Linked DNA regions of Homo sapiens: region 1 is linked to region 2. Evidence: chromatin loops called from intact Hi-C (ENCODE). Cell type or tissue: endothelial cell of umbilical vein. All regions are shown on one strand.

What was found. Peaks named below come from ENCODE experiments on the same cell type or tissue, not always from the same donor. Only the 100,000 strongest peaks of a DNase experiment are listed, where the experiment ranks them.
Region 1: it touches region 2 in a loop (7-fold over the local background); 38 of 110 quality-filtered maps call a loop at or near these places.

What each region holds. Positions count from the first base shown.
Region 1 is chr2:27,493,235-27,495,734 of GRCh38, reverse strand. It overlaps FNDC4 (fibronectin type III domain containing 4), which reads left to right and starts at 535. Exons shown (of 7, transcript NM_022823.3): 1 at 535-857; 2 at 1,032-1,188; 3 at 1,269-1,384; 4 at 1,601-1,805; 5 at 2,257-2,346. The coding sequence starts at 1,056. In endothelial cell of umbilical vein, no CTCF peak of the experiment used is centred here; no DNase peak of the experiment used is centred here; H3K4me3 peaks cover 1,352 bases; H3K27ac peaks cover 246 bases.
Region 2 is chr2:27,581,400-27,583,899 of GRCh38, reverse strand. It overlaps SPATA31H1 (SPATA31 subfamily H member 1), which reads right to left. Exons shown (of 5, transcript NM_032266.5): 5 at 1,178-2,500. The coding sequence ends at 1,373. It overlaps ZNF512 (zinc finger protein 512), which reads right to left and starts at 858. Exons shown (of 14, transcript NM_032434.4): 1 at 758-858; 2 at 184-242. The coding sequence starts at 787. RefSeq lists an enhancer at 611-1,060. In endothelial cell of umbilical vein, no CTCF peak of the experiment used is centred here; a DNase peak (open chromatin) is centred at 939; H3K4me3 peaks cover 1,430 bases; H3K27ac peaks cover 1,375 bases.

The DNA of each region.
Region 1 (2,500 bases), 88 kb after region 2:
TTAACAATCACTGTATCTCCAGGTTTTAATATAATGCCAGACACATAGGAGATGCTCAATAAATATTTGGTGAATAAATGAAAGAATGAATGAGAAAGCGAACGGAATTAAATGAGATTATGAATGGAAAAGAGACTTAAAAGCTGACGCAGTCTACAAGTAAGGGATTGTTAAAGCAATTATTATCTCCCTCACTCTCTCCCCTCTCCTGTTAGCCCCTCGGGCACTGGAGGTGGAATTCCTCTTCCCAACTTGGCTCTTCCACGCGGGGAGGAAGGGGATCTCCCAGGTGCCGGAGACCCTAGCACCCGCGTCTCACCCCCCACGCCCCCGCCGACTCGTCCGCTTCAGCTGGGAGAGAGAAGGGATAAGGGATGGGGGCTCCGGAGGCGCCATTGGGAGGGTCGTGGGAGGAGCCCCGAGAGGACGGGAGTGAGGGGGCGGGAGGGGAATGACGGCGGCGAGAACCCCGGCTGGGCGGGGCGGGCCCGCGCGTCCCGGCCGGGCTGCGGCGGAGCGAGCGGGGCCAGCGCTGCAGAAGGCGGCGGCTGGCTCTCCGGGACGGTCACATCCCGCTGCAGGGGCGGGCGGAGGCCGCCGCACTGCCTCCCGCACCGGGGACCCAGGCCAGCGTCCGGGCAACGCCCCCTGCTCCCGGACAGACTCCGTGGCCCGCTCGAGCCCTGGGGGCTCCGCAGACCCGCGCCCGCTCCGCCCGCAGCTCGGCCCCGCGCTGCCCGCGTCGCCGGGCCCGCGCCGGGATGGGGTAGGGGCAGCGCCACCGAGTCGGGCGATGGGCCGCCCTCTGGGCACCGAGCAGCCCCCCGAGGCCTGACCAACCGCGAGGACCGGCGGAGGTGGGTGTGGGCAGGGCGGACCGCACTCTGGGGCCGCCCGGGCAATGCGGGGGCGGGAGGGCGTAGAGAAAATAGGGCTGTTGTGAGCTGTGGGGAGCCCAGGAGAGCTGCTGCCCCCCGACCTCCGTGCGTTCTGGGCAGTCCTTGACCCCCCACAACTCCTGCCATCTCCAGGAGCCCCGCCTGGATGTCAAGCGGATGCCAAGCGGATGCCACAGTTCCCCCCCCAGCGGACTCCGTGGGGACATGGCTTCGCTGGTGCCCCTTTCCCCATATCTAAGCCCCACGGTCCTCCTGCTGGTCAGCTGTGACCTGGGCTTCGTGCGAGCAGGTAAGTAAAGGGGAACGGGGCTGAGGGTCAACCACAGCTAGTCAATGGGTGAAACCTGTTAAACACCCTGGCTCCCGCAGACCGGCCTCCCTCTCCTGTGAATGTGACGGTCACTCACCTCAGAGCCAACTCGGCCACTGTGTCCTGGGACGTCCCAGAAGGCAACATCGTCATTGGCTACTCCATTTCCCAGCAAGTATGAATCACCCTTCTGCTCCCCCAACCTGTGTCCTTGGATTTCGGCACATTTCTTCACTTAAGTGGGGGGGATCTGGAAGCTGGCGTATCCTGGCTCAGGCTGCCCTTTTCACGCTACTCCCCCGGAGTGCTTGGATGTTGAAGAGTCTCTGGTTGAGCCTTGTGGCCTGGCACTGGGGTGAGGCTGTCCTCCTCTCCCCTCATCTCCCTGCAGCGGCAGAATGGCCCCGGGCAGCGTGTGATTCGGGAGGTGAACACCACCACCCGGGCCTGTGCCCTCTGGGGCCTGGCTGAAGACAGTGACTACACAGTGCAGGTCAGGAGCATCGGCCTTCGGGGAGAGAGTCCCCCAGGGCCCCGGGTGCACTTCCGAACTCTCAAGGGTTCTGACCGGCTACCTTCAAACAGTTCAAGCCCAGGTGAGGATCTGTGCTATTGGATTCTCTGGCTGCTTACCTGGCTTGCAGCCTCTTACTTACTTCCCCAAGACAAGCAACAGACTAGCTGAGTTGAATAGGATGATTTAATTCATTGTACTGCCAGGAAAGGAAAGAAAAGCAGGTGGGAAGGGGATTGGGTATAGACAGGCTGGTATTGAGTTGTTTGGGGGAAGGCCTTTTAAGCTTCCTGTTACCCAACTTCACATCAGCTGCAGCCTGCATGAGTGAGTAATTAACCTGCAGCCATCCCGCTTTTTGGTCGCTAACCACCTGTCCACCAACGGCTTCCTCCCAGGGAGGGGCTACCCTACACTCCAAGGGCAACATTATGATGGGTCCACCCTTTCTAATCCCCAGCATCTCCATCCTGCATGTCTGCAGTATGGACCCCAGTAACCTGGAGTCTGCCTTCTGCCTTCTCCCTTCTCAGGTGACATCACAGTGGAAGGTCTGGATGGAGAGCGGCCACTGCAGACTGGGGAAGTGGTCATCATTGTGGTGGTGTTGCTCATGTGGGCTGGTGAGTAAGCAGCTAGACAGGGGACCAGGGACTCAGTAAAGGTGTGAGGTGGCAAAGGTTGTCAGGAGAAAAAGAAGTGAGAGATACAGTGGCTCACGCCTGTAATCCCAGCACTTTGGGAGGCCAAGGCAGGCAGATCACCTGAGGTCAGGAG
Region 2 (2,500 bases):
AATAAAATTTAAAATTCAGTCCCTCAGTTGCACTAGCCACATTTCAACTGCTCAAAATCCACACCGGGTTAGTGGCTATGATACTGGACAATGCAGATACAGAACATTTTCATCACAGGAAGAAGTTCTACTGGTCAGCGCTGGTGACACAATCATAAAAGGACCTTAGAAAACCTCACTTACTTCTTAGCTCCCACGATCCTCGTGCTCCTCTGCTGCTTAAAGGTTGTGGGTCCCGAAGTCTAGCAAATCACAAGCACACGAGTGAGTGCTAGGGACCTCTGAACCTCGACCACAAAAAGACGAATTCCCCTATGCCCAGAAGAAATGAAGTTCTCCCGGGGAAACCACCTCAAACACAAGAAGGCAACACCTTTTAGGAAAAATATGCTGTCCTATCTTCCAGCAGTGCAAAGGCGGGTAACAATACCAGAGCCTTCGTCTTCCCCCATTCTCAAAGCCCTGTCCCAGGCTCTAAAAGGGAGGCCAAAAGAAAAGACAACGGATATGAGAGACATTGGGGATGTAAAAGGAATAGAAACTAATGGTAATGTGGCGAGGAATTAAATCCAAGGAGGTGGGGAACAGGCAGCAGAACGTGGGTAAAGAAAAAGGGACAGGTGATCTGATCTAGAAGGGTGGGGCCTACGATGGCCTCTGATAAAACCAACTCAGCATGGGACAAAAGCGAGGGACCGCGTGTTCCGGGCTCGACAGCGCTACCTCTAAAGCATAACGGTCAAACCAAGAAACTCACGGCGGGTACAGCACCGAGTCTGGAAGACATCACTCCCTCTCCACGCCTAACAATTTCACCCAAGGGCTCCGGCCAGACCAACGCCACTTCCGCTCTCCTCTCCCGGATGTGGGCTCGGCTCCGCCTAGCCCTCTTCTGAACTTCTACTTCCGCCTAGCAGCTTCCGAGGGGGCTGCGGCCGGAGCGAGTCACGTGATGAGTCACCCTCCGATTCCTCTGAGACCCCGCCCCACTGGGATCGCGACGCGGGACCCGGGAACCTATGGGTGGGGTCTGGAGTGAAGGGGCGGAGCTTGGAGCCTCGGCTGGGCCTCAAAACCCCTGGCTCTCATTCCGAATCTTTGCACAACTCCTCGTGTCCCTCCAGCCTGCCTTCCCCATCCACCCGCCCAGTGGTCTCAGTCCAGATGCACAGGAAGATCATTTACTGCCCCTTTATTCATCTTAGAGAAATTACAGACCCATTCTCACCCGCCTCCCCCCCGGTAGAGAGAAATGGAAGCCTTTCCACGCTGGGGGCGCAGGAATTGGAGGCAGTGGCTGAGCAGGAAAGAAGCCTGGAAAGGGCAGCACGATGAAGACTTAGGACAATGAATAATAGGGGCGGACCTCGCCTCATCGAGTAGCTTCAGGCCTCCACACTTGCCCTGCTTTGGGATTTTTATGTGTGGTCCCGAGGAGAGTTGTTTGATTCTTGAAATCTCTAGACAAACTATGGCTGGGCCTCTCTCCAGGGAAACTGTACTTGAGTCCCTCCTTAAGGGGACTGCGTCGGCTCCTCTCAGAGGGACTGCAATGGTTCCTCCCAGAGGGCCTCCCTGGCCTCATCTCAGAGGGACTGTGACGGGTTCTCTCACAGGAACTGCGATGGCTCCTCTCAGAGGTCCTCCCTTGCCTCATCCCGGAGGGACTGCGATGGCTTCTCTCAGAGGGACTGTGACAGGTTTTCCCAGAGGAACTGTGTCCTCTCCTCTCAGAGGGACTGCAACGGCTTCTTTCCAAGGGACTGAGGTGGCTCTTCTCTGAGGGACTGTGACTTCTCTCAGAAATCCTACGATGGCTCCTCTCAAAGGACCTGTGAGATCTCCTCTCAGAGGGACTGCGATGGCTCCTCTCCAAGAGACTGTGACGGCTCCTCTCCAAGGGACTGTGACGTCTTCTCTCAGAGGGACTGTGATGGCTTCTCTCAGAGGGACTGTGATGGCTTTTCTCTGAGGGACTGTGATGTCTTCTCTCAGAGGGACTGCGATGTCTTCTCTCAGAGGGACTGCAATGGCTTCTCTCAGAGGGACTGCAATGGCTTCTCTCAGAGGGACTGTGATGTCTTCTCTCAGAGGGACTGTGATGGCTTCTCTCAGAGGGACTGTGATGGCTTCTCTCTGAGGGACTGCGATGGCTCCTCCGAGCGGGACTGCGATGGCTTCTCTTAGAGGGACTGTGATGTCTTCTCTCAGAGGGACCACGATGGCTCCTCTGAGAGGGACTGCGATGTCTTCTCTCAGAGGGACTGCAATGGCTTCTCTCTGAGGGACCGCGATGGCTCCTCTGGGAGGGACTGCGATGTCTTCTCTCAGAGGAACTGCGATGGCTTCTCTCTGAGGGACTGCGATGGCTTCTCTCTGAGGGACTGTGATGTCTTCTCTGAGAGGGACCGCGATGGCTCCTCTGAGAGGGACTGTGAAGGCCCCTTTCAGAGAGACTGTGACAGCTCCTCTCGGGGGGACTGCAGTGATTTCTCTGAGA